Linked DNA regions of Mus musculus: all the other regions are linked to region 4. Evidence: chromatin loops called from intact Hi-C (ENCODE). Cell type or tissue: heart. All regions are shown on one strand. Region 1 has its middle 21 kb from the start of A930007I19Rik. Region 2 holds the start of Rcl1 (RNA terminal phosphate cyclase-like 1). Region 3 has its middle 3.7 kb from the start of Gm9895. Region 4 overlaps Jak2 (Janus kinase 2). Region 5 overlaps Gm35922 (a long non-coding RNA gene). Region 6 holds the start of 9930021J03Rik (RIKEN cDNA 9930021J03 gene). Region 7 overlaps Rcl1 (RNA terminal phosphate cyclase-like 1).

Region 1 (4,000 bases), 250 kb before region 4:
CTTTAAACACAGCAGTTGGGAGGCAGAGGCAGGTGGATCTCTATGAGTTTGAAGCCCACCTGGTCTACAGAGGAAGTTCCAGGATAGCCAAGGCTACACAGAGAAACCCTGTTTTTTGAAAAACAAAACAAAACAAAGGAAACAAAACAAAAGTCATTTCTTGTGCCTGCGGTGCCACTGCCCATGTTTTCTTTGAACAGTTTCGGCATTCCAGGCTCCACAATAAGATCTTCAATCCATTTAGAGTTGCAGCCTGCCTTTGGTGCAGGTTTATAAATACGGCTCGAATTTCATTCTTCTACGTGTGGACATCCAGTTCTTCCCACACTTTTTGTTGAATGAGCTGTTTTTTTTCTCCAGTGTGCATTTTTGGCATCTTGGCCGAATATGAGATGGCTGTTATTATGTGCGTTTGTATTGTATTTGGGTCTTTTTCCCCCCCATTAGTCTACATGTCTGTTTTTGTGCCAGTACCATATTGTTTTTATTTCTATATCTCTGTAATATATAGCTCGATATATTAATAAAATATCTTTTGGCTATTTTCCTTTTTCCATGAACTGCTTGTTCAGTTCATCAGCCCATTTACTAATTTGCAATTAGTCTTATGAGGTGTTTAATTTTTGCTGTTTTTGTGTATTCTAGATTTACATTTATAGCTGGCAAAGATTTCCCCCCATTTTTCAAGCTGTTTCCTTATGTTGGTCACACTTCCTATTTTGAAGAGTTTAATTTATATCTCACATAAATATTATACTTTTAACTGCTAAAAATTGGTAGGTTAAAATGAATAGTTTAAACTTGGCATAATATATTCTAGATAATATATTATAAGCATTAATATTATATGATATTATATGGTAATTATTACCATTATGATAATGGTTCTGTAATCCCAGAACTCAAGATATCTGAGGCAAGAATGACTTTCAGGCTAGCTTGGGCTACATAGTGAGCCCCTATGTAAAAACAAAAAAAAAATTTTTTTTTTCTATTATAAAAAAAGAATTATAGAAGTCATTGTTAAAGTTATCAGAGACTCTAACGTTGGGAATGAGAATGGAGCAAGTCTTAGAGGAGATAACTCTGAGTCAGGCCCTGGAATATGGGTAGACCTGTGATGGCAGAAGAGGAGGCAGGGTGCAAAGTGTGCAATCAGGAGCAGGAACACGGAGCTCGAACATCCTTTACACGGGCCTAGTTGCACCTCCTAGTCGCAGGTGCGTACCTCACCTCAGGGCCCTCAGTAGCACAAGCAAGGGCTCCTGGTCGCTGTGCCCATTAATGCTTTAAACAGCCCCTCCACAAATCAGTGAGAACGACATCTCTGGCAGAAGCTTGTCCGCGTGAGTGTTTTGCAGCCAGGATTGAGATGCTCTGTATTAAGAACACGTAAGTGGGGAGGGACAAACTCAGAAGCCGCTCACAGAATCTTTAGTGGGGTAGGGGTGGGGGGTGTCACAGGCGGTATTTACCTTAGAAGCAGTTTGAAAGATATTCTCCCAGAAAAATCATAATAATGAATCAATCTAAAAATGAATGTAGATAATTTCCCACTATTGTTCTAAAAGAAAAAAAAACTCCAAATATTTTAAGTTTCAAAATATATCCCCCTTTTATGGAAGATCATTCCCAATTGAGTCTGATTGACAGTGAAAACCGCTTACCTGCCAGGAGGCTTGGAGGCAGTAGGGCTAGCATGTGAAGCTCCTCCTGGACGCTAGGTGGCGCCGTGGACTGAGACTTGGTGAAACGAGCTTCAGAGACAAGTTAGACTGGGAGAAAGGTCTTGGAAACTTATTTCTCCAACCCTTCATTTGGAGGGTTTTAAATTTTATTATTATATTAGTTATTATTAATTGTTAATATTTAATGATTATCATTATTGTTATTACTATTACTGTGTGTGGACGAAAGTTGTCTCCTTTTCATATGTTTCATATTTGTGTGGTTAAACTCAGAGAAACTCCTCAGAGCTACAGAGAAAGCAATGGCGACTGTTCCCTGTATGCCCTCCAGAACAGTGCTGCAGCTGCAGGGTCAGCTCCAGGGGCTTAGCGGAAAGGAGGCTGAGACAACCCTTTCTGTTCGGCGACATCAGCAATTTGCCCACTAGGAGGCACTAATAAGCGATTCACAGTCAGGAGAGGGTTGAGTGGGACCCTCTAGCCCACTATCTTCTCAGCTGGAGGAGTGAGGCCACAGTGGCTGGGTTTCTTGTTCTTTCTCACCAACAAAAGCTTTCTTTGAGTGCCGGTTCGCTAATTCCCTCCCCTGCCTCCCTTGTTCCTCAGGACCTCGGACCGCAGCGCTTCTCCTCCGAAGCTTGCTCGCTATGTCCCTGTCTTTTGCTCTTAGCCCTGTCCACACCCTTGGAAAGAATCCTGTGGTTATGCCTCTTGAATATGGCATGGATCTCCTGCCGGGATGCTCCGGGGTTCTGTCTCCTTTCTCACTTCCCTGTTCCACATCCACCCAGTTCTTCTCTCTAAGTAACCGACTCTTTTGGGTTCCCATACTTATAAACATGCAACCGTATAGATAAAGACATGCTCCTTTCAACGATTTACTCAAACTATGGCATACTTGAGTCCTGCACCATGATTTTATTTCCACATAAAATACCCTAAAGATCTCTCTACAGCAGTTCACAGAGATCTTCCTTATGCCAATTTATGGCTGAATTGTATTCGACTTAAGAAGAATACAATTACCTTTTAACCAGCTACTTATCAGTAGAAGTGTAGATTATTTTCAGGTGGCTTCTATTATAAGTGTTGTCATAAGGAATAACATTGTATAAAGGCCATTTGTCCTCTGACCTTTATTGGTCTGAGGAAATATATCAGATTGAGTAAATTGCCTCAGGTTTCTTCTTGGCAAAGCCCATGTCACAATCATTAGAAGTAGGAGGCTGACACCCGTGACCTATATTCTACAGGATATTACCCCACAACATATACTGTCTATTTCCACCATTCCTCCCTCCCCCATTCTTCTTCTCCTCCAGCTTTCTTTTCCTCTTTTAAAAAAAAAAAAGGTTCTGGCTCTGTTGTCCAGTTTAGTCTTGAACCTATGAACCCAGGTGATCTTTCTGCCTCAGCCTTTTCTCCAAATTGCTTTAGTAATATTGATTAGATTGATTTATCGCAGCGACAGAAAAAGCAAGCAAGGACAGAGAGTGGAAGACTGGGGTTTTGGAGGGGAAGAGGAGAAAGGTGGCCTGTCCCTGAGAAGAGAAAGAGCAGGCAAGCATTCTGTGCAGAGCAAGTCAGGGTAGGGGCAGCGGATTTGAAATGGATTCTGTAAGAGTCGGAGAACTGGTCTCACTTGTCACAGTTCCATACACAGGTTGAGACCTCCAGGAGGAGAACAGAGCCTGTGGGGGCCTGGCCCTGAGTGCTGTGGACCCAAACACAGCAGCAAGATTCCTTATGTAGGCCTGCGAACAAAAGAAGGACTCTCCTGAGAGTGTCTCAGAATTCTGCCAAGATAAAAGGGTCCCATCAGACATCGAAGGACAAGCAGATAGCAGCACAGCAGCGAAGAGGCCAAAGACCAGACATGCCTCCGTTTTTAAGCTACTGTGTGAGCCTGATGCCCTAGAATTATGGAGTGGGTGAGTAATTAAACTTTAAGTAAATGAAAATGTTCACTCTGAGCCATGTGTCTTATCCTAGGAGCCATTTCTACCACACAAACTTCTTTGTTTGTTTGTTTTGTTTTCTTTCCCTTCTCTTCCTTTTCTTCCTCTTCCTCTTCTTCTCATCCTCATCCTTCTTCTCTCTTTCTCTATCTCCCTCTTTGTTCTTCCAAGAAAATGAGCTAAAACTATTTTTTTTCAAGTCACAGATTAGTTGCGCATCATGAGCATGGTATTTCAAAGTGGTTTTCTTGCTTTGTGGGGGGTGGGTTTAGATTTCTGCCACAGCTATACTATCCCAAGGTTCGGTGTTTTCTCATCCACAGGACAGGATTATCAATAGAATGACTTGAAGCC
Region 2 (4,000 bases), 150 kb after region 4:
ACAGTGGTAGCAATGAAATTATTAAAAAAAAATTCAGACATGATGAAATAATCTAGCCCTCTAGTAAGAAAAGAAAAAAAAAAAAAAAAACCTCGCAAAAATAAACATACCAGCCTGACCCAGGAGGTCTCCTGAACGAACTACAACCCCCCCCCCCCTTTCAGGCTACTGATAGTTTTTTTTTTTTTTCTCTTTTTGGTTTTAATTGGTTCAATTGTCTTTATCAGAAGGGATCTTGGAGACACTTTTGAACACGCACCTAAATTCTAGGGGAACAGCTGCAAACCAAAGCCATTTAACAAGACGCGGGTTCAAATGATGGGTTCAACCTATCTATCTACCTTTGTGAGACAGATAAATCAATAAGACCTTTGAAGCCTGCAGTTTAATGTTTGGCCTTCCTTTTCCTTAAGCCAAGACAACTACGTCTACGACGTAAAAACTATCTTGGTTGAGCGCTCAGGAGCAGACCTGTAATCCCAGCACTCGGGAGGTGGGGAGGTAGAAGGAACAGGACTTGAAGGGCATCCTCAGTTACATACATAGTTTGAAGGCAACCTGAGCAACATGAGACTCCGGTTCAAGAAAAACAAAACAAAACCCTATTACAAAGCTTCGCTACTGCGCACATCGGTGACTAATAGAAACAAGCGCATCGTTTAAAAATAAAATTTTATAATACACTTCCGAAGAGATAGGGCGGGGGTGTGGTGGGGGGGGGAGGAGATAAATAATGGCGACAAAAACTGGTGTCCAAGCGGGGCAGCGGTTTCAGAGACCTGCTTTGGATGAGATTGGGAAACCAATCTGTGGTACTTTTCTCTCTAATGTCTCACTCAATCACTAGATGTTGGTCCAATAAACTGTTTGTTTTTCTCCAGGGAGGTTTATGGCGAAAGCAAGAGACTCAAGAGAGGGAAGCGAGTGGGCGATGCCTACGATTCGTAGCAACAAGCTAGCCAGGAAAACGTGCAGCTGTTTACTACCCGTGCCCAGGAGCCACAGGGCATCCTTCCACGCGTGGCGCAGCTCGCGGACAGATCTGTCGCCCGACCACCATCCCTCCCACGCGCCCAGTGGCCACTCCGGGCTACGACCCCGGGTCCTCCCTCCTCGCGCCCCCTCCCAAGTCACCTCGGAGGCCCGGGTTGTCGTCCCTGGCGCGAATCCTGCGGATCTTGACCGGTCGCCCGCTCAGGGTGGACAGGACCAGCCGCTGGCGCAAGAAGTTACACCCCGCGTAGCTGAGTGAGTGCGCCTGGGTCGCCATGTGCGCGCCGTCCGCAGAGGCCCGGGACCCGGGACCCGGGAGCGCGACCAGGACCAAGGCAGCCCCCGACGCGTCCACGTGGTTTAGAACAGGAAGACAGAGCGACTAGACACCGGGTCAGAGGGGAGCGGGGCGGAGCCAGCGGCCGCCCGCCCGCCTCCTCCCCTGGCTGGGGCGGCCCGGCCTCCGAGGCACACTACCATTGGCCCACGAGGGATCTGGGTGTTGCCCTCTCTGCGTCGCCATTGGTCTGCGCTGTAGCTGGGCGGTGCTCATGCCGCGTTGCCATTGGCCGGTAGTGAAAGAGGGCGGTGCCCGGGCCCCAGCAACAGCGCGCGGCTGGAGGGACCCAGTTAGTGCTGCGGGGAAACCCCGGCGCCCAGACGCCTTGGGGGTCTGTCTGTCTGTCTGTGCCGGACTTTCACGGCCTATGCGATAAAGGAGGCAATGGCTCCGCCTGGGTGCCCACAGCTGGTGGTACTTAGCAACGTACCTACGGCAGCCCCGGGCAAGGATGCTAGCTAGCCTCTCCCGCGTTTTCCTGCCACCGAAGAGAACAGGATTGACACGCTTACCCTGTTGTAGGCGCCTTGTCTGGGTCTGAGCCGAAATCCTCTGAGGTGCAGCCTGCAATCTTTCACTCCCGGGAAATTGCCAAGCTGTCAGAGGCTGCCTGAACTAGGACCCCGAGCCTTTAGACAAGAGACCGCTGCTTATTTTGTAATGAGGGGCCTCTCTTTGTCCCTTTCTCAGCTGCCCCTTCGTTCATATTCTTTGAGTTTGGTGTCAAGACATATCTGTAACCTCGCATGACTCAAAATGGACAGTTGCAATAACTTCAAGACATACATGCTCATGCATGCACGGGGGATGGGTGGGTGGAGATCTTGCTTTTCCATCTGTCCTGTCATCCAAGCTTGCACTACAAAACCTTTCTAAATATTGTACTGTTTCACGCCTCCATTAAAAAAACAATCAAATGACTACCAACTTAGGAACGCAGTGGTCTTAGTGTTAGGTTTACAGCCAGCCATTCACGGGCTGTAACCCCAGACCTTAAGTCCCAGAAAGCACAGTGAAGGATGGAGTAGAAGCTGGAGAAAGAAAAAAAAGGGGGCCATCCTAAGCGAGTGAGAGTCCCAAGGAAACCCCGAGGAGCATCAGTGGCCATCAGAGAAGAGTCTACGGATCAGCCCTGAAATCCACTGAGGCAGCTAACCCACTTACCACAACGCCATTCTGTTAAGACTGCCTTTACACAGCTAAGCGGCATCTGACAGGCAGCGTTCTTTGGAAAAGCTCCAGGACCCATAGGCTCTCCTCTAAACGTTGTTGTGAAGAATACTAAAGCACCAGGGGTACTTTCACATCAGGAATGGATTTTTCATTTTCTTTTTTAATGCTATCTCGTTTAATTACTCAATAGTCTTTAGAAAAAAGATATTATTCAATAAAGAATGCTCACATCCGTTCAGAGCTCACTGCTTTCAATGGAGACCTTCTGAGTTTTATTCCATCAGCGTCTCACCTCTGCTTCTAGATTTTCAAACCCACCTGGAATTGCAGGCCAATAGTACTGAGGTATCAATTCTCCTAGTCTTCAGGCAATGACTGTCCTGGGCTGACATGGAAATACCCAGGCTCTCTTTGCACATCCAGGAGGTAACTCTGGGGTGTCCTTTCAGCTCCAGTTTCTGGCTGTGGCATCCTCTTGGTTAAGCACCATCTCCTGGCTTCTTTCCCTGTATCCCTTCCCAGCTTCTCTCTGATACGTGCTAGAAATAACTCTCAAATAAATTATGTCCACTCTCATTTTTTGCCTCCGCGTCTTCTGGGCAATTGAGAATAAGTCCTGACTTATAAAATCTGAGAACTGAGATGTAGAAGGGGGAGGGGGAGCTTGTTGTAAGCAACACAGTAAATGGCAGAATCACAATGACAGCTCCATTTACTAAGCTATTCTTTTAGACTTCTAAACCTTCTGGGGGATGCGGGGGTAGGGGAGAAGCGTCTTCAGCATAGTTGGAATGCAGCAAAAGCCACATAGAAGAGAGCTAACTGGCCCAGTAGCCAGAATCAAGTGCCAGACAGGGTATCGAGTAAGCCAGCAGACAGTTTCACTCATCACCCCTAGACTCCCTGACTGGTCTTTGGTAGCACCTTCACTAATGCCATCTGAGGTAAAGATGAGCTGTTTCACCAAGTCCTGTCCACATTGCATAGCCACAAATTAGTGCCAGCTACGGGGTTGGGTGATTTGTTACACAATAATAAGTAACTGAAAGTCATTCAGTGTGGTACAGACATTGCTGTTTTAGTTTAGATAGCTACGACTGCACATCCCTGAGCAGTAACGAATTAGCAACCCACAACAAATGTTTGCATGATATTACAGAGTGAGTGCCAGCAGGTACCACACTGAGAGTCTTGTCTATGGGACCTTATTTTGTCTTCACACCAAGATAGCTCACAAGTTGGACTGTAAGTGAATAGAAGCTTACAGCACAGCTCTGTAGAATGCCGCCTATGTTTATATTCTGTACAATTTATTAATTTGTTCCTAGGACCTTCTGCCTAACTAAATGGTAAATGAAATGTGTCTCACTCCGTGATTGCTTCTGTAACACTTCTCTACTTATAAGGACCAAAATCTACTTGACTAAGCCATAGGACATTGGGAGAAATAAATTTTTCCTACTACACAGACAAAGCTTCTTAAAAACCACACCT
Region 3 (4,000 bases), 190 kb after region 4:
GAAACCAGAACACAGCTGATCTCCCTCCCTTCCAGTGCAGAAAACTGGGGCTATGTGGACATGACCATGTAAGGACTCGGGCATTCCTCTAGATTTATTCCACACACACACAGTGGACTTGATGCTTCTGAGCTCAACCCCATGCAGCTTTCCCTAGAGTTTTCCCTAGAGTTGCATGTTAGCTCTTCAGGAATGGGAAGCTCTGCCCCCCATTAACTCAAACACATCTGTATGCAGTCTTCATGCCACTTGGGCTCCTATGCTCATACCAGACACCTCCAAACAGGACACCCCCCTACGAGTCAGTTTGGGTCACACTGGCTTCTGGTTGCCTGTTTTGCTTGGCTCCTATCTAACTGTATACCAGGTTATTCAAGGAAGAAAATGAGAAATTGTATCCGTTCTTTTGTTATTTTATAGTATTTGTTTTAAAAAAATTATCATACAAGGTATTAGTCATCACAGTATTTGTTTGTTTGTTTATTTTTGGGACAAGGTTTCTTTGTGTTGTCTTGGCTGTCCTGGAATTCACTCTGTAGACCAGGATGGCCTTGAACTCACAGAGATCCACTTGCCTCTGCTTCCCAAGGGCTGGGATTAAAGGCATGCACCACCACCACCGAGCCCTTAAAGCATTTAATTTAATAGATTCTCCTTTCCCTCCCCTCCCCTCCCCTCCCCTCCCCTCCCCTCCCCTCCCCTCCCTTCTCCCTCTCCCTCTCCTCCCCTTTCCACCCCTCCCCTCCCTGCTCTCCTCTCTTCTTTCCCAGGAACTCTATGCTATGGTGTGACCTAAACTGTGTGATTCCCTTGAATTACGCCCTCTTGTGCAAGGAGTCTGTGCTGTAGACTCCTTGCTTCCTCCTTCGAGTCCCAATTCTCTCTGCTTTGGGCTTGGAGCCTTGGGAAGACAGCAAGCACCTCAGGATGGTTCCTCCTTCAGGGCCCCTGGCTGAAGGTCTGCTGGCAGAAGAAACCAGTTCAGCCGGGGCCATGGTCTTGCCTGATAGTTGGCTGTTGGTTCAGGCCAGCCCTATCAGTCACTTGCACGCCGATGCCCTTTGGGGGAAGGGGAAGAGGCGTTGGCTACGGAGCCCCAGCCTTTAACTGTGGGCTGACTTCCCACGTCTCAAAAGACTGCCAAGACAGCCCTTCAGACAGCTTTGTGAGGGAAATGGTTTTAAAAGGTTAGTCCAATTAAACACCCATAAAGGAAACAGTAGATGACTAACAGAAATTACAGGCTAGCTACACTCTTACTGAAATGGCAGACTCATTTGTGTCTTTGAGTAATTTCATAACACACAGTGCTTGCTCATAGAGAATGAAAACTAGGACCATTAGGAGTGTCCATCCAGTCCTTTCATTACCTCCCAGGCCTTGTCAGGTTGCGTTCCCTGGCTTCTCTCATTCAAAGCACGCCATCAGAAACCAAATTACTCATACAAGTGAGAGTTACAGACAAAGTAAATACGTAAAAATATAATCCAATTGAGCTGCCTTTGAGGCTTGAATTTCCAGCAAAACATTTCCTGGGACGGCATTTACGTCGACTCAGCGCCACCTGCCGGTAGGTGGAATCTTAGCAACTGAATGTTCATTGGCCAGGCACGGCCACGTGGGTAGAGTGGGGGCGGGGCAGCTCATTCCGCCTATTCATTCTGAAAGCAGTCAGGTGTGTTGGTGAAGTGCCAGGCGCTGTGTCCTCAGTGAAAGGAATATCATCACTGCCCTGTCTAGTGCCGTACTTCTTAAAACTAGGCACAAGCCGGAATCATCCTGAGATGAAGTTCAGACTTTTAGACTCTCCTCTAAAAAGATTGTAGTTAATGGACTAGAATAGGTCCTGAGAACCTGTATTTTTAAACAGAATGGCTGACTCAGCAGTTCTCAACCTGTGGGTTGCGACCCCTTTGGGGATATTTCACAGGGGTTGCCTAAAATCGTCAGAAAACACAGATATTTACATTGCCATTCATAATAGTAGCAAAATTACAGCTATAAAGTAGCACAAAAAATATATATATATGGTCGTAGATCACCACAGCATGAAGAACTATATTAAAGGGTCACAACATTAGGAAGGGTAAAGACGACTCATCTAGGTGATTCTGAGGAACAGGAAATCCATGAGGAAAAAGTAAATATAGAGAAAAGCCGAAAAATCTGTAAAGGCAATGGGGCCTGGGACTCCCCTACTTCTGCAGGTAGCACGAGGAGCCACAGCCAGAGCAGTTGTAGGCAACTGAAGGCTTAGGTTTGATTACTAGTGTAAGATGGGGGTGTGAGTATGATATGAATGTTGTTGCCCTGCTTTTAACTATGGCTGCAGGTGAGCCCTGGGCTCCCATTCATGTCCTGGATTGACTTGGTTTTGAATATAAGAAACAGGTATAGGTCCTATAGGTCCCCTTCTCAGCATCCTTCTATCCCGTGGGTCCTGGGGGTTGAACCCAGGTCATCACTGCTGTCAGCAAGCGTCTTCATGCACCGAGCCGGACCCCTGGCCTTCTAAGTCCTTTTGTTTTGTATTGGTTTTGCTTTGCTGGGAATGAACATGGCTTTCCTGCTGAGCCCCAGACTAGCCCGTTCTTTATATGACATCACACCATGCCCACAGCTGATCTGATCCAGCCCCTGGAATTCCTTTTATATCTGTGTAACTTTCTCCACAGATATATGTCTGTGGGTGCTATTTGGAGTCAAAAACAGACTTTTTCTGGATGTCCACTCTTTGTCCCTAAGGGGCATGGAGAAACTTCTCACTCTGTTCTTCTGCTGTTGATACAAAACACAGTTCTTGCCTCAAATGGGATAGTTTATTCTGGAGCCAAATGTGGGTGACCACAGCCCAGGAACACAGATCCAAGCAGACCAGAAAGATAGATCCCACTGCAAAGGGCCACATGAGATGTATTAATTATGGAACAAAGTCATAAGTCAAGACAGTTACCAAATACACTGGTGGAGACAACAGTTAGGCAGGCTACAGCAAAGCAGGGAACCTTTGTTATAGGTCCCAGATGTGATCTGCTAACATCCTAACTTCTGGGTTGGTGGAAACTGGTGGTCTGTTAAGAATACATCCTGGGTCAGACACAGGGATGGGCAGTGCATGGCTTTCAAAGATATTTTGCTCGGGTCTGTAACAGTCTTTGTGTATGTGAGGATGTGTAGATGGGTGTGCTTGTGTGTGTGTGTGTTTATGTGTGTGTGTGTGTGTGTGTGTGTGTGTGTGTGTGTGTAAGGATGCCCTTATAAGTGCACAAAGGCCAGGCCAGCCGGGAGAGGTCAGGGGACAGGTGACTTCCTCATTTGCTCTCTGCCTTATTCCCTTAAGATAAAGGAACCTGAACCTGGAACTCTGGTTTTCACTAGGCTGGCTGGACAGCAGGCCCCAGGATCAACCAGTCTCCACGCCTCATTCCCCCTTCCTCAGTGCTGGGGTTGCAGGTGCCAGTGGCCATACCTGCTCTTTCAGTGGGTGCTAGGGATCTGAACTCAGGTCCTCTGGTTGTATATCTGCTGTTCTCCCACCCCCAGTCAGGCTCAGAGACATCTCCCCAGTGCCTGGTCCTCAACAGTTTCTCTCTCCAAGATCATTAGTTCTTCTTCAGTTTCAGTATATATGGTATACACAGGTATACAGGGATGTTTCTTACCTGTTTTCATAGGTCATAAATAGATCACTGTCCTAGTTAGGATTTTACTGCTGTGAACAGACACCATGACCAAGGCAACTCTTAAATAAGGACAACATTTAATTGGGGCTGGCCTACAGGTTCAGAGGTTCAGTCCATTGTCATCAAGGTGGGAGCAGGGCAGCCTCCAGGCAGGCATGGTGCAGGAGGAGCTGAGAGTTCTACATCTTCATCTGAAGGCTGCTAGCAGAATACCGGATTCCAGGAAGCTACGATGAGGGTCTTAAACCTTTGCCCACAGTGATACACCTATTCCAACAAGGCTACACTGTCTAATAGTGCCATGCCCTGGGCCAAGC
Region 4 (4,000 bases):
TGCACACTTACAGCATGGACTAGACTTTGACAAGAAAAAGAGTTTGAGGAGACATGGTTCCAGAGTGGAAGAGCTTCCTACTCTTCCGGATTCCACCCGCCCTGGCCCTGTCTGGTGCCACCCCATGACTGCCTGTAAGCATCAAGGGATCTGATGCCCTCTCGTGGCCTTCCCAGGCACCCGAATTCTTCCACATACACACATACACACATACACACACACACACACACACACACACACACACAGAGTAAAGAATGGGGAATGAGGATTTAGACAACAAAAAGCACAGTACTATTGGCAGGGACAGGGATATGGAAAACAAGAGTGTATGTCCTGGAACATACAAGTCCCAGCGGAAAATTAAAAGTTTGTAAATGATCAGACTATGAGTAGTCCCATGTCCCCAGTTAGCTAGAATCAGGCCACCTGAAAACATTGTAGTAGAGATATAAAAAGCACTTCGTGTTTCTACACTAACTTGGCAGAGTGTGTGTGTTGCAATCAGGAACACATGCCGCTTCTAATCCAACAAGCCCTTCTCTGTTTCACAAAGTAACACATATACAAAAATACTTTTGAGTAATAAAACATTAAATGTGTGGCTTGCTCAAGAAAATAAATTTTAAGAAAGATTTTTTTTAAAGGACAAACATGGCTCTTTTAATAAGGTTTGCTCGAAATAAAAGGTGCATCAGTAACTCACAGAGATGGTGGAATCATGTGAGAACTGGGAACTTTCGTATTCTAGTTCATGTGCCAAACTCAGCCAGTTGGCTGTTCTCATAAATAAGCCTTCATTGAAACACAGCGTGCCATTTACTTATGCACTGCCTATGACTACTTCTGTGCTACAAAGGTTCCACTATAGACTAGCAAAAGAGACAATCTTGCCAACACCGCTTAAAAACTATGTTCTTTAACAGAAAAAAAAAAATCTTTGCCAACCAATTTAAATCAGTGATTTTCACAGTGTGGTGGTCCTTGGAAAACAAGTAAGAAATGCAAATGTACAGGTTCCACTCCGGACTTACTGAAACACAAACTCTGGAGACAGAATGCAACAATATATATTTCAGTAAATCCTGTATGTAATTCTAAGACCCACTGGATAAAGGGACCGTTCTGTAGTAGCTGGAAAGAGATGCGAACCCACCCAAAGTCTTCCTTGAGGAAGTCAAGTAAAGGCCTAATAAGGCTTTGGGGCAACTGTCAGAAAGGACTTAGCCTGGAGTGAGGAAAAATGCGATTGAACAGTGGGAAAGGAGGCTCTTAAGTAATGCTGTCAAGTCTCTCCTATGGCGACCCAGGAAATACAAACAGAGCGATTGAGCACGGACATTGAAGCAGTGTCTTGTCTAGGGGCCTTTACAACTCAGATAAACTATTCCTGCTCTATGAAATGGTGGGGAAATGTAGAGGGCTCAACACTGTCTTTCTAGCCAGCAAAGTATTATTAAAATAAGAAAGGCCTGGTTGCCATGGCAGCAGGGAAGCAGAAGAGAAGTTGGCATCTTAGTATCTCAGACAACAAAAGCTCTGGCACAAAAGCCTTTCAGGGACATTCAAGATCCAAATTACAGCAGTAGTATAAAATATCAGTTTTCATTTGGGACAAAAAGATTATCAAAAAATGTAGTGGTAAGAGCCCTGTGCAGAAGAAAATAAAAACTATGAAGTGTCCAGAGAGGCAGGTACACAAGAGGAGTAATTACAATGTGAATGAACCTCACAGACAGCATGCAGGCATTCTTAGAAGAACCTAGCAGACGTCATACAGGCATTATTAGAAGCAGGACATTATGCCATTATGAACTAAGGCTTTGCATTGAAAACTGTTATCAGAAAAGCCAGCTGCAACCAAATGAAAATGTTCCCAGACTATCTCCACTTGAGGAATCCTGAAAGTTAGCAATTTATTTATTATTTTTAAACCAAGGAAATACTCCTTGTTGGGTCAAACAACTTAGCATTAATACTCTTGGGGGGTCTGGTGCTGCTCTGATTCTGACAATTCCTCAGCCCCTTGGTATCATCCTAAGCACTGCCACATTGTCATTTCTTGTTCCACACTGTCATACACTAAATAGCAGCTTTTCATACAGTAAACTCTGAAGATACAGCTTTACAAAGACACACACCCCCATAGGAACGGATGGAACTTCCTACCTCTGAAACTACCTCAGGTTAAGTGGTGAGAGCCAGCCTTCCCTGGTGCTCTAACACCTGACACAGTTTGGGAAACTAAGAACTAAGCGAGGGAGCCTAAAAAGGAAAAACAGTGTAATGGGGGAGGAGCAAAGGACAAGTCTTTGCGCATCTTAACCACCAGGGGGCAGCACCACGGGGCTTAGGCATCAAACCCTTCCATACAGAGGCTGTAGATACACTAGCATGCAGTTTCTCTATGCTCTATGGAAGCCGCACCAGGGACTGACCAGCTACGCACGGGCCAGCTAGGAACCTCCTTTGCCTGCCCAGCTCTGAGAAGCTAAGACGTTCAGAAGCGACCAAACCATTTACTGCTCTGCATGCATCCAATCGACCCCCACACAAGGTTCTGAGAAAGTAAATTTTAAGTTAACACTGCTGTTAAATGGGAAGAACACCATTATCCTAACTTAAGACTGCACGCTCAGATCTAACTCCAAAGCCAATGGTCTTCTCTATTTTGCCAGAAAGGGATCCCATCTTTCAAGAATAGCCTATCTGGGTAAAGTAGAGAAAAAAAAATATGTTTACTTTTCACACTCAAGACACCTTACTCAAGACACCTTCAAATTACAAAGGAAAAGACACTAAAAGAAACAAATGAAGCCCGGTGGGTGGTGGTTTTAATCCCAGCATTTGGAAGGCAGAGGCAGGGGAAATCTCTGAGTTGGAGGCTAGCCTGGTCTACAGAGCAAGTTCCACAATACTCCACAAAAGCCAAAATAAACATAAGTGCTTATCTAGCCTCCACACACTGCAGCTCTCCTGTACAGGTAAATGCTCATGCCTGTAGCACCGCTCAGTACTCTCAGGATAAGTCCTGGGCACATCCAGTCTGCAGACGTCCCACACTCAAGCCAGCTCACATACAACCAAATGATCTTAATAGCTGGAACCGTAAACAGTAAACAGGTAAAGGATATAGAGAAAGAGGACCAGAAATTGATGATTCATTTTCAAATCCGCTGGGAACTATATGAGAATATTTGCAGTAAGCCAACAACTCACTCATACAAACCTATTATGAAACCAAAAGCAACCTCCGGCTTCTTTATTCCCACTTCTGTTTCCCTTCTCCGCATTTCTCCTCCTCTCTGTGACACACTCAGCGGCTCGGTCCTTTCATTCAGGGAAAAGGAGTTTCCCCTGATAGACTAGTAACCACCGGAAAGCAATCAACCAACAAAGCAAGCAGGTGAATACAGGAAGCATTCAATGTGGCAGCAGAAACCCAGCAAAAACAACCAATTTGTTCCCTCAACAGGTTATTTCAATTCCTTGAAAATTAAGACTGGGGAGAAAGGGGGAGAAAGAGACGACTTATTGTTTTCCTCTGCAAGACCACACTGTAAAACCAACAAAGACCGCTTCTTTAAGGATCCAAGAGACACAATAAATACCACCCAATTACTCTCCCACAGCAACAGGAAAAGTTCAACACTGCCATTTTCGCAGTAAGCAACAATTAGTCCTGCCGTTGTACACAAGCATCCAGCCTTCTTAGCAGGCACTGGCTCGCAGATCTCAGACACCCTTGTCTTTAACTGCAGCACCCAGGCAGCCCCGAGCGCTAACACCCACCTTCGCGGGAGGGAAAAAAAGGGCCTCTTCTTCTGGGGAGGGAAAACAGTTCACATCTTGTTCCCGTCGCCTGCTTCAGGAACCTAAAAACAGAAGCAGCAAGTCACTAACTCAAAAACCCAGGGCCAATAGATGCTCTCTTTTTTTTTTTCTGCGCTGTTTAGATGACTAGAAAAATGTACAGAAGAATAAGAAAGAGGGGGGGTCGGGT
Region 5 (4,000 bases), 480 kb after region 4:
GAAGGAACGAGCTTAATGCCCTGTAAGTGCAACGATGATTAGCAGACCAGAACTCCTCCAGCCATCCTGCGAACGTAAGGAGGGCCTACTGAGGTAGATGGATTTTCAGGGATGTAAATGCAGGGGAGGCATAACCTAGGTGTGATGGGGGGACCCAGGTTCTCCCTGGGACAACAGAAAAAGAAAGACCTTTGTTTTGAGCAAGGAGGGAGTCTACTTCTATTACTGGAGATTTGTTTGCTAGCCAATACCTCAATTTGTTGCAGTTTATACTCTAGACACAGAATGATCCTGCAGTTAACACAAAGAAGGGGGGATTATCCAGGAAACCAGCCTTGCTGGACACAGGGGCTCAGACGGAGATTAAGTCGGCTGTTACCAGAGAAGAGCTACAGGGGCCTTTAAAGGTCTCTTTCAAGCTCGTAAATCTAGATTCTATTTCCTTCCAACCGTTTCTGTGGATTTTTAGTGCAACCAGAGGATTGGAATTCACAAAGGGTAAAATATTATTTCCAGGTCTGAGCTTGTACAGGAACAATTCTATCGGAGGACATAGCATCCTAAGCCTGTGAATAACTAGAAGTAATAATCCAATAACTTCTGCCAGATGCACAGGTTCTTTGTTACCCAGATGAGTCATAATCGTTCATGACCTGAGACTAGAGAGGTCTTGGGATCTAGGAAGACAGCTATTACTGTTATTTTTATAAAGAAGCGTAGCAAAAAACCAAACAAACAGAAAACGGAAAGCAAACATGAAAAGGGCTCCTAATAATGTATTGCTATACCCATATGTCAGCATATCTCTCAGCCCTAGTCAGAAAAGCTTCCTCTGTAGCAGAGAGGAACTAACTCTGAGACCCATACATGAACAATGGCCACAAACTTTGGCCAACCCAGCCCTAAATAGAATGTCTTTCTCAAACTCTTCCCTTCAAGGCTCAGGGATCCAAGAGCCAGAGATGGTGGATGCCTTCCAGACACAACAGGAGGGCTGATGCACACATGAACTCACACAGACTGTGGCAGCATGCGTTAAGCCTGGCACACATTCAAGACAGACAAAATCCTGACACGGAGAAGGGGAAGTGGACACTAAGTCCCACCTCTAACCAAGAAGCTGTTTGTAATACCCACTGGGAACAGGAAAATCAGTTTCTTCTAATGGAGCAATGATAGATATATCAGCTACACTCCATGACATTCTGAGGAGCTGATGGTCAACACAAAATGGACTCTATGTGTGTGTGTGTGTGTGTGTGTGTGTGTGTGTGTGTTGCTTTTGTTTATTTTGTTTTTGTTTGTTCTGATTTCTTTTTAAAGAAAGAACATGAAGTTGGGTGGCTATGGAGGATCTTGGAGGAGTTAGGGGAAGGGGAAAGGATATGATAAAAATATATTACACAAAAAGATTTAAGCCAACAAATAAAAATAAGAACTTCATAGTAAACTTAGATATTTGCTTATCCAGGGATAACAATGGTATAGCAGTGGTAGACATAAAAAAGAAAATTCAGCTTTATTCAACTCAAATGTTACTGAAAACTGGCAAGATTGTAAAGGGTGATTTAAGAAGACAAAGAGGTCGAACCCAGCTTCTCTCACTCGTCCATTAAGTGGATCCTTCCCTGGTCACTAGGATACAAACACCAGGAAGCTAGTGCGATGACCTCTGCTCTCTTTTAGTCTTGTTTCTCCAGTGAGGCCTGGCCACCAGAACACACACCACTGCTTGCTCTCAGAGAACCCAAGCTGTGTAGAGTCCCTGGTTTTCTTGGCAAAGTTTGTGCACTTGAGAAAGGGAGGCAAACAGGAAGTGTAAGCATAGAATCAGAGTTCAAGAGAAGTCCAGCGCAGTTGTGGGACACGATTTCCAAGGAGCTGGATATATTAATTAGGTGGTAGTGACACCACCTGGTCATCATGAGCATCTTCCCTCACACGGAACACTGGGAAAGGAATAGACTTGGCTTTTCTGCTTAAGCCATGTTAGATGCAATTGCAATTACATCAGAGGTACAAGGGCCTTGATCTTGAGAGGTTTAATCATCTATGCAACAGAAAAAAAATGCATTAATGCTAACTCCCTTACTTCAGCAGTTTGACTCTGGAGATTAGGAGGTATGGAGTCCTGATACCTCGACTTCTCTGGGCATCCCAACGAACACTCAGATCAACCCAGGCAAGGCTTTGATGGATAATAAACCTGATAAAATACTAAGGAAACCATGGAACAATAGAATTATAGGTCATTTGGAACTCATAGAATAATCTATGAGAAAGAGATCCTTGTAGGTTTGTGTGAAAAGCAAAATTAAAACAGCAACAAGAAGATGTGGTCAAAGTTTCACTTTTCTTGCAAGTCTCTCCCATGGACTCTTTGGCTGTCTCATCCCAATACTAAATCAAAGAACTCAGGGCAGTGAGTGTGGTCACTCAGCCCTGTAATCCTGGGACTTGGAATTTTAGCTTTCTAGTGAGTTTGGAGCCAGCCTTGACTATATAGTAAAGCCCTGTCTCGAAACACACAAAAGATTAAGAAAACAACAATAATACTAAGACAAGAAAAATGAGGGACTATTCTGGGTTGTCTGGAATATTCTAATCACCACTGTGTACAACCTTCAGATTTCCACTACTGGAAGAAATTCCTAAGATAAGCAGTTCACAAGGAGAAAGCACACATTTTTGACATGCAATTTCAGAGGTCCATGGGCACTTAGCCATGTCGCTCTGGGCTTGTGGCAGTTTGGCATAGTACAGCAGGATCATAATACAGTGCAAAAGACTTGTCACCTCATGGTGTCCAGAAAGCAAAGAGTGGAAAAATAGCATCCTTGAAGAGCATGTGCCCCAGGGAACTCTCCTCCTTCCACTACCCCTCACATACTAAACGTCTACAGCTTCCATGGATGCGGCCATTGAGGCTTGAACACATGGGCTTTTTGGAGGGCAGTTATGATCCAAACTAGTAATATACTACTTAACAGTGATACAATTATCCCATTTAATCTCTATTTTAGAACCATTTAACTTCTAGAACAAATGAAATGCTCTCAAACCCGAGTTTTTTGATACCTTGTATAATTATATTTCTCTCACCTTTACCAAATCTATCAGTTAGGGTTTTGTCAGAAGAACAGAAATGACTCTACCATGCTCAGAATTATGGACTTAACGTAGATCTTGGACTTAGGAGGCCTGGAAGGAAAAGCAAATAAGAGAACTAGAGAAGCAAGAGGAGGAGATGGCAATGTGACACTGTGTGGCATTCAGAGATCAGTATCTGTATGATGTAGTGGTCAGCCTCAAGGACCAAGAGACTAAAAGGGAAGAAAACCCATCATTAAAATATACGATTCAGTTCCTAGGCCAGCCAATACTAGGAATGCTGAGCACAGTCACCCTCGCCAGTGTTGGCAACAATGAGGATCCACAGTTAGTGCAGAAGGCTGGATCACTGAAAGGCCATATCTGCTTCCACAAATACCAGCAGCTACAAAAGAGTCTGAGGAATAAACAATGTCTCTTCCTTCTGCTAGCATTTAGCAGAAAGCCAAATCCTACAAGCATTTGGAGATTTGGGGATGTAGCTGTGGATGCCTGACCCTAACAATACAAAACAGACAGAATGTGGTCCTGGAACTGAGGGAAAGAGGGAGGTAACTGTCCTACCAAGTAAAATAAGGCAAGATGTATCTCCTAGAAGGCAAATGAACATGTGCCATTTGGAGGCTCATGCACGGTCCTGAGGGGTATTAATGCTGTAATATGCTCCAGTCCTAGTTGAGCATTTACTGGTTCCGACATGATGGGCAGAGAATGGTGCTGAACTCACACCCATCCATCCAACTCATCCAAACATCCAACCCAATCAATATATATCTATCCATTCAATCCCACTCATCTACCCATTTTCATTTGGTTCAACCCATCAATTCAACCCATGCAGCCAATGCATGAATGCACATATCCATCAACATGTATCATACATTATTTC
Region 6 (4,000 bases), 550 kb before region 4:
TGTTAGAGTCAAAGAAGATAATGACTACCAAGTGCTTAGTAGCACAAGGTTCAGAAAGTGGAAGCTATTGTGTAAAGTTTTGAAATGGGTCTGGTGGCTAAAAGAGGACATTTTCTTGAGTTTGGTTGGCTTTAGATTTGTGGGCTTTGTCAGAGGAAATGAAGGAAAGGCTAGCCATACAGTTGTCAGTTGCTGAAGTATAACTGCCCCACCTTTTCATCATGAACCGTGGTATGTCTGAGAGAAAACTATAAATTCCAGATAAATACATGCATGTGTATAAGTCTGTGTATATGTGAAGTACTTTAATAACTTGTATTCCTGTTGCACTATTTTACTTACAACTGGTATTTAACTTACTGAGTCCCCACAAGAAAGTTTTACACTATTAAATGTTATCAGTCCTTTAGTAGTTAAAGTCTTTGTTTATAGTCGCAAACCATTTTGAAGGTGAGATAATCTCAACCATTTAGTTATGAATATCATGTTTAAGATGCATTTCTATAGTTTTGGTTTTATGTTTCATTCCAAGTTTCAAGCAAGTTTAAGTCTGAATATTATGTGCATTAGAAAGCTGTGACATCTATTTGGGGTTCATTAATTTCCCCGTCATTTTAAGCAACAAGTAAACTAATGTAGTGAGTCCATATTTTAGTCATTTAAAAATATGTAGCGAGATTTTAAAGCCACACCAGTGACAAGCTGTACAGCTTAGAATAGACATATGGAGACTTTTTAGTGAGATTGCATTCTCTTAAATTCTTAGCCGAACTTAAGATCTCGTGTGTTTTTCGGTTTTTAAAAGTCAATAGAAAACAGGACTCGCTTTCGAGAACTAGAGTTCTACAGGCCACCACTCTTCTTTTGAGGAGCTCTTAATTTTTCTTTCTAAACTTTTCTAAACGCTGGGGTTTTTTTTGTTTTTTTTGTAAAAAACAAAACCCAGTCACAAGGAAGGAGAGGTACAAAGAATATTTTACAACGGAGAGGATTGAATCTTGTTCACTCTCGTTATTCACTTGTGTTAACAAAGGTTATCTAGTAACTGCCTTGAGAAAACTAACAGTAAAATTTTTAGAACTAGTAAGGGTCTCACCAAAAGGAAACTTTCAGTCTATGGTTCACCTTCCAGACTGCGCCAGCGCAGGCGCTCTGTTTCTCCCTCCACCCCACCCCTTACAGACGTCCGCATATTGATGACATCATTAGTCCGCGCCACACCCTGGGCCTCCGAGCCTGTGGGAGAGCCAAGTCCAGGGCTTTCGCGTAGCGGGGCGGGGCCATCCCGTGCTACTACGCATGCGCGCCGGGCATGGCGGAGGCAGCTCTTTCTTCGCCTCTCTCCCCGGCTCTCCCCGGCCGGGGGGGCTGAGTGCCCTCCCCCTTTCCTCCCCGCCCCTCCCCTCCCCTCGCCCCCTCCCGCCCAGCGGGGCTTCTAACTGACAGTCGTCGCCCGGCCCGGTCCGTGCGCCGCCTCCTCCTGCCCGGGTCCCCCCGCAGGTAGACAGGGGCGGGAGGGGGTGTGAGGGAGAGGAGGAGCCGGAGCCGCGGCGGCCCGGGGCTGCGGCCCACTCGGGAAGGAGCCGAGCCCTCTTAGTCCTCGCCCCCTCCCAGCGCCCCGTCGGCCCGGGAGGGGGTGGGGCGCCGAGGCCCCGCGGGCCGGGCCGGGTGTGGAGCGTGCAGCCGGCGCGGGCCGCGCGCCGCCGGGGGGAGGGGAGAGGAGGGCACCTAGCTCTCCTCTCCCCCCTCCCCCGCGCGCCATGTAACCCCGCCCCTCGGGCGCGAGCCTGAGACCCCCGCGCGCGCGGGTCCCCGGCCGGCCGGCGACGGAGGAGAGCAAGGCCCGATGCGGCAGGGGCTGCGCGGCGCCGCGGATCTCTGAGGAAGCGGCCCGCGCTCCCGCGTCCCCCGGTGCCCGGAGCGGCCGCTCCTCTCGACCCAGCCTGGGCCTGCCGGGGGCATGAGCGTGCCGGAGCCACCGGGGGAGATGGAGCGGGCCGCGGAGGAGGAGCGGCCGCCACCGCCGACCGGAGAAGGGAACGAGGAAGAGGTGGTGGTGGCAGCGGCGGCCCGGGCCTCGGGGCTGGTCCGCCGGAGGAGTGCCTCCTCGGTGGACGAGGAGGAGGAAGCGGCGGCGTCGGAGACGACGGTGGTCGCAGGCGGTGGCTGCAAGGAGCAGGAGCTGACCTACGAGCTGCAGCAGGGCTACCGCATCCTGGGCGAGTTCCTGCAGGAGAAGCACCGCGGCCTCACCGCCCCTTTCCTGCAGCCCTTGGGGGGCGTTGCCGCCGGGGAAGAAGAGGTGGCCGAAGGGCGGCGCAGCGGGGGCCGGGGCAGTCGCGTCCCCCCGCAGCAGCCCAGCCAGGGCATGTGTCTGTTGAAGATGGAGGAGAAGTTCTCCAGCGGCCAGTACAGGGGCATCACGGAGTTTGTGGCGGACTTCAGGTTGATGCTGGAGACCTGCTACCGCTTGCACGGTGTCGACCACTGGATCTCCAAACAGGGCCAGAAGCTGGAGATGTTGCTGGAGCAGAAGTTGGCGCTTCTCTCTCGGTAAGTGAGCTCGGGTCCCCGGTGGGACTGACAAACCGACACAAACACACCCACACACGTGTCCGAGAAGGGGCTGGGCCAGGGCCTGGGGGGCGGCGCTGATAGGTGCTGAGTTGGTGCTAGAACCGCGGGAGGAGGAGCGGCCGCGCTGGGCGCGGGACCGGAGGGGTGTGGTGGGCACCCACGCCAAAGCCGAGAAGGTAGCCCTGTCCTAAGAACCCCAAACTCGGATATAACAGGTAGATAAGGTTCAAGACGTAAGACCTACCGGAGAAGGCGAAAGCCTTTTTGTAGGATGGAAGTTGAACCCGCCACTTATAGACAGTTTACAACGGCACGTGGGGCGAGATACCTTTAGAAAAATAATGTTGCTCGTAGGGAATGATAGTCGAGCATACTGTCTGTTTCAACCATTTGGAATTTAAGTGTGATTAAATGTTTCCGTTTCATGAGGAAATTGAATTTTTTTTCAGTGACAAGAAATGAATGCACCAACACAACGTCTTTCATAAGTTTAGACTTGCATGGTGTGGGCCTGTCGGAGACTTTTTCCAGTGCTAGATAGAACAGAGGGTTTCAAGCATGCCAGACAAGCACTCTTGAACCCAGCCTCAAACATTTTTTATTCTACTAGAAATTATAAATAATTCAAATTGTACAGGGCTTTCGGTATACACCATCTATATGATTCCCCCCCTTTTATTACTAAATGAAATAGAGAAGAGAAAATAAGTTAACATAGGACACTGAAGGTGTTTTATACAATAATCAGTATATAGTGAACATGAACCCAGTTAATTTAACTTTTTCAGTAATGGAAAAGTTAAAATATTAGAAATGTTAATTAAAGTAGATTAATTAATTACCAGGATTTTTAATTTTGTGTGTATGAGAGAGTGTATGTGCACTGTGTGGGATGGGGCATGATCATGCAGTGGAAATCAGAAGAAAGTGTCTGGTGGCCGCCAACACTCTACATTTTTTCCTTTGGGAAAACGTGAGATTTGCATATTTTTTTAAGAGACTGGAAGCTAGCAAGCCCCAGCCAGCCTCCAGTCTTCATCTCCTTTGGAGCAGGGGTTACAGGTTGGTTCCATGGTAATAGGATCTGAACTCAAGTCCTCCTGATTGGGCACCAAGGGCTGTTAAGTGCTAAGTCATCTTTCCAGCTCCTGGAATGGGGGTTTGAGTTTTATTACCGGGCTGAGCTTGACTGATTGACTTTTTGACCTGTTTGCTTGTCTATAAAATAGGGTCTATAAAATATTCCCTACTAAAAAGGTTGCTGTGAGGACTAAATGAGGTTTTTTTTAACAAAGTCAATAATATAGGTCATGTAACTCAATGTATTAAGCACAGTAGTGTAATAAAATGAATATTATCTCAGATCTGGACTTGGGCATTGTATGAAATGTGTAAAATCTGTTATTCATTTGTCTTTGGCTTC
Region 7 (4,000 bases), 110 kb after region 4:
GCAAAGATGAAACCAGGAACTTCCCCATGCAGATCTCCATCTGCTGCTACAGACTACAGAAGAAAGTTCAGGATTCTTAAGAACAGTTGTTAAATTTTCAATGAAGCCACAGAGAAGGAGGAGGGAAGCTGCAGTTGTGGTTTGGTGGTAGAGCCCGCCCTTGCCTAGCAGTAGGGGGAGACGTGTGCTTATGTGCTTCCGTGTGCATATTTAACAGGAGACAAGTGTTAACTGAGGTACCAGAGAAGAGCTCACAGCGAACGCTGTGAAGATTCATGAGGCTGTTTCTTCCCACTCCCTGCAACAGAAAGCATGGCATTCCCCTTCCTGAGACAGCGGTTCTTCAGGCACACTGTCAAGAAGCTTTAGGGGGTTCGAACCGCTGCCCTAGGACACTCAGTGTGACCCCAGTTAAGCCACAGGGCTCACCTGGAGCATTCACTAAACGCATAGGCTCCTAAGGGTTAGACGAAGTATCCCCATAGAAATGCCTAGAATCACAGAGCCTATGTAAACACACACTCTCCTCTTTCCTGAATTCTATGTTGTCGGGGCATAGGGGCCAGAAATCTTCCATCAGCAAGCATCCCCCGTGGCTCTTATGGAGCAAGCTGAAGGAACACTGCTAAGTGAATAACCTGGTGTTCATCTGCAATAAAGCATCACACAGACACCTGTGGCACACTGGTCCTGATCCGGCCAGCCTCCCCGCCCCAGCCACATAGTTCTAAGCCTAAAGTACACAGAGAGCACCTGAGGAACTTTCATCATACGGATTCTAGACGGGCACATCAGTGGAACAAAACTGGGAGTCAAGAAATAAACCCACAGACTTAAGGCCAAGTTAATAGCCTTATCAGGAATAAATCAGGCAAATGATATGGGAATGACCAATTATTCACAAGCAAAGAATGGAGGCTTTTGACTCCTTCCCAGCACACGGAATCAGCTCCAGCTCTTCCAAGGTCTTTGTAAACGCTGAAACTATAGGGTGAACGCCATTACGTTCGGACAACGAACAATTTAATGGTTGCCAAAACAGAAACACCAAAATCAGAGCAATGAGAGAACCAAGAACTCTACAGTAATTTAGGAAAACAACTAAAAAGACAGGCAGGAGATCCAAGTACAATGGAAAGAGGCTATCTCGTCTGCCATTAGGGAAATGAAAAGCAAGTCTGCAGGAAGAAACTACTTCATGCTCAACTGGTGGCACTAAGAAAGGCACAGTGACACGTGTGATGGGAAGCAGCGGGTAAGCTACTGCACACGCCATGACAGGAATGTAAAGTACGGCTGCCTAGAAAACAACCAGCCCTTCAAACTCAAGCACAGAGATGCGTGCTCCAGGGAGAATGCATGCCCCGGGACAGTGAAAGCACACAACCTGCAAAACCACCTACAAACACACACACACTCGCAGCGGTGCTGTTCATAAGCGCGAACCACCCAATAAGAGCACATAAGGAGAACACCCCAATGTCCACCGACTGACAAAAGAAAAGGCGTGTCCTATTCATGGGGTGTTATCAGCACTTGTATGTGCTCCAACAGGATAAGCGCTGTAAACTGTGCTAAATGAAAGAAGTGGTTGCTAAGGACCTATATCATTACATAGGGTTATGTTGTTTTCTAGACAACGGTCACAAGAGCTCTCTATTACTGCGACAGAGCTGGGACGACAGCGGGACAAATGGGCAGCGACCACAAATGGCACAGCGTTTCTTTCCGGGGTGATAAAAATGTGCTAAAGTTAGACTGTGGTTATTCAACTCTATGAGTATACTAAAGACTATTAAACTGAACACTGTAAATGGGTAAGCTGTATGGCCGGATAAATTATATTTCTACACATCTGTGAGTTTAAAAAATGTACTAATCCCAGGTCCCAACCCTAGTCAGTTACAGATGAAATTAAGGATGAAGCCTGCTGCGGTGAATGTGCCTCCTCTGTGCTTGATCCACTCACAGGAGGGAAATATACCAAGAGACTAGATCATAGCAGATCAACTCACCCTCTGTGTGAGCTGTAGGCATGTCACAAGACAGGGACCAACTGCTAAGCACCATAGCTCAGGTGAGATATACTTTGCTGACCCTCCATGTAAGACCATACGACTTCATCTTTACAACGCAAGCCCATTTAAAATTCTTCCATAGAGCCTTCCTAGCCACTAGCACTCATCCATCTGATCCTTCGCTGTCTTAATGGAGTTTCTACAGCGTTCTCTGCTTAGTGGCTACATAAGTGACTGCCAGCTACACAGTGCTGACCCTCTGGGTAAGTCACACAAGTATCTCAACAATGATGGCCTGCACACATGAAACTCTCTCCCTGCTATTGAGACACTAAGAACTGAAGCGTTGGGGGTAACTGAGAAAGGACTTCAGCGATCTTGGTAATTAGGGGAAGTCAGCTCTCCCCCTGCTGGCTTTCTGGTCTTACTGACCATGGGAATTCTTTCCCTCTTTTTTCCTTTTTTCTTCTCTCTCCATCTATCCATCTGTTTCCCCATCTTGTCTTAGGGAAAAGAAGACAAAGACACAAACCCCACAGATAAACAAGCCACACACACGTGTGAGCCAAGTTTCTAACTGGCAGCCTCGGAGAAGAAAACACCAGGACCTTCCTCCCCACTTCTCTGCAGGCTGAGGGGAGGACAGCTCGGTCTCCCTCACTGCTGCGTAGACTAACACAGGCCTGAGGCAAGCTTCCCTCTGGGCCTCATTCAGCTACTTCACTCTGAATCATTCAACTGGACTAAAAAAGCCAGATGCCCTCTCCTGCTGGCAGAACTCCTGGGAACTTGAGCTTGCTTGGTGTCTTGGAGGAGGGTGGAAGAGATGCAGACCGAGGGTGCAGGCCTGTTTATGTACAGCATTGAGGAACTTGTAGCTTTTGGAACAGTTAGGAAAAGCAAAGGTTGTTTGACTTTCTCCACAGTGTTTTGCCGGCCTCTCGGGCTGTCTGAGCAAGCCAGCAGAAGATGGGTCTGAGGGGCATTTCAGAATGCCCTTCTTCCACCTCCAGCCTCATTTTCCCTACCATCTTAAACCCAAACAGCTTCCTTAAGAAAGTGAAATTGGCTGGGCTGTGGTGGTGTACACCTTTAATCCCAGCACTCGGGAGGCAGCCCCAAGTAGATCTGAGTTCAAGGCCAGCCTGGTCTATAGAGGGAGTTCCAGGACAGCCAGAGCTACACAGAGAAACCCTGTCTTGAAAAAGAGAAAAGGGCTGGGTGGGTATCTGATCCAAAATCAAGGAGCAGCTTTTCTTATAACCCTCTTGGGGCAACTAGAGTTTAATGCAACTTCTGAGTAAATGATCTTAGTTTCTCACTTGACAACTGGATCTGCACTGTTTTGTCTGTCTACTTATCTATCTATCTATCTTTCCCTTTAGAACAAAGTGATTCACTGTTAACACGAACAAGACTTTGCTATGAAAGCCCCCACTCTATCTGACAAGGTTTCAGAGACTTCTGGAAGCTGAGATAATTGTCCCTGTGTGCTTCCAAAGGTTGGTTGTTCCCACTGTCACTGTCAACAAGCAAGGACCATCTGCCCACAGAATCTCCATGGCCAGGCCTGGACTGGCTCAGGCTCAGCCCCTCCAATGCCCTTGGAAGCACAAGAGGGAAGCAGTGATGGGTCAGCCTCTTTCTGGTGATACGAACAGAAAATCCTGCCTCCTGTTTCACCAACCCAGGTTTCTGTGTCACCTGGACACAGGGTTAGGGTTGCCAACAAGTTAGGTCTAAGGAGTTGTCCTAGAAGCCGAGAGACAAGATCTGAGAGCAAGGAAAAACCGCGTCACATGGTTCCCTGGTTCCCCGCAGTCATTACATGGCAGCTTTTGAGACCAGTGGTGTGTCTGATGCCAACACTTCAACTCTACTCCAAGAATGACGTTATTAAACTTGGTTCAAGGCAACAGGAAACAGAACTGGTTGACTGTGCCGCTGGCACACAGCCAACCACTCTCCATAAGCAATATCAC

What was found. Hi-C counts contacts between places; a loop is a spot of excess contacts. Peaks named below come from ENCODE experiments on the same cell type or tissue, not always from the same donor. Only the 100,000 strongest peaks of a DNase experiment are listed, where the experiment ranks them.
Region 1: a loop joins it to region 4, with 2.1 times the contacts of the local background. A loop is called at or near these places in 2 of 42 quality-filtered maps.
Region 2: a loop joins it to region 4, with 3 times the contacts of the local background. A loop is called at or near these places in 15 of 42 quality-filtered maps.
Region 3: a loop joins it to region 4, with 7 times the contacts of the local background. A loop is called at or near these places in 32 of 42 quality-filtered maps.
Region 5: a loop joins it to region 4, with 11 times the contacts of the local background. A loop is called at or near these places in 10 of 42 quality-filtered maps.
Region 6: it touches region 4 in a loop (7-fold over the local background); 2 of 42 quality-filtered maps call a loop at or near these places.
Region 7: a loop joins it to region 4, with 2.1 times the contacts of the local background. A loop is called at or near these places in 12 of 42 quality-filtered maps.

Annotation. Positions count from the first base shown.
Region 1 is chr19:29,499,431-29,503,430 of GRCm38, reverse strand. No RefSeq gene overlaps it. Among named protein-coding and RNA genes, the nearest start is that of A930007I19Rik, 21 kb to the left of the region's middle. In heart, a CTCF peak has its summit at 1,732 (motif pointing right); DNase peaks (open chromatin) are centred at 1,720 and 2,200; H3K4me3 peaks cover 616 bases; H3K27ac peaks cover 776 bases.
Region 2 is chr19:29,098,775-29,102,774 of GRCm38, reverse strand. It overlaps Rcl1 (RNA terminal phosphate cyclase-like 1), which reads right to left and starts at 1,400. Exons shown (of 9, transcript NM_021525.2): 1 at 1,135-1,400. The coding sequence starts at 1,270. In heart, no CTCF peak of the experiment used is centred here; a DNase peak (open chromatin) is centred at 1,524; H3K4me3 peaks cover 2,498 bases; H3K27ac peaks cover 2,236 bases.
Region 3 is chr19:29,061,632-29,065,631 of GRCm38, reverse strand. No RefSeq gene overlaps it. Among named protein-coding and RNA genes, the nearest start is that of Gm9895, 3.7 kb to the left of the region's middle. In heart, no CTCF peak of the experiment used is centred here; DNase peaks (open chromatin) are centred at 1,021 and 1,591; H3K4me3 peaks cover 1,151 bases; H3K27ac peaks cover 2,124 bases.
Region 4 is chr19:29,252,309-29,256,308 of GRCm38, reverse strand. Jak2 (Janus kinase 2) reads right to left here. Exons shown (of 25, transcript NM_008413.4): 2 at 3,790-3,872. Among named protein-coding and RNA genes, the nearest start is that of Jak2, 2.5 kb to the right of the region's middle. In heart, a CTCF peak has its summit at 2,321 (motif pointing right); DNase peaks (open chromatin) are centred at 2,358 and 3,868; H3K4me3 peaks cover 2,074 bases; H3K27ac peaks cover 2,007 bases.
Region 5 is chr19:28,774,925-28,778,924 of GRCm38, reverse strand. All of the region lies in intron 2 of Gm35922 (a long non-coding RNA gene), which reads right to left. Among named protein-coding and RNA genes, the nearest start is that of Gm35922, 17 kb to the right of the region's middle. In heart, a CTCF peak has its summit at 1,927; no DNase peak of the experiment used is centred here; H3K27ac peaks cover 379 bases.
Region 6 is chr19:29,803,835-29,807,834 of GRCm38, reverse strand. It overlaps 9930021J03Rik (RIKEN cDNA 9930021J03 gene), which reads left to right and starts at 1,826. Exons shown (of 8, transcript NM_172836.3): 1 at 1,826-2,553. The coding sequence starts at 1,961. In heart, a CTCF peak has its summit at 2,300; DNase peaks (open chromatin) are centred at 1,234, 1,974 and 2,624; H3K4me3 peaks cover 3,279 bases; H3K27ac peaks cover 2,301 bases.
Region 7 is chr19:29,138,670-29,142,669 of GRCm38, reverse strand. The region is part of intron 8 of Rcl1 (RNA terminal phosphate cyclase-like 1); the gene reads right to left. Among named protein-coding and RNA genes, the nearest start is that of Mir101b, 5.4 kb to the right of the region's middle. In heart, a CTCF peak has its summit at 2,426 (motif pointing left); no DNase peak of the experiment used is centred here.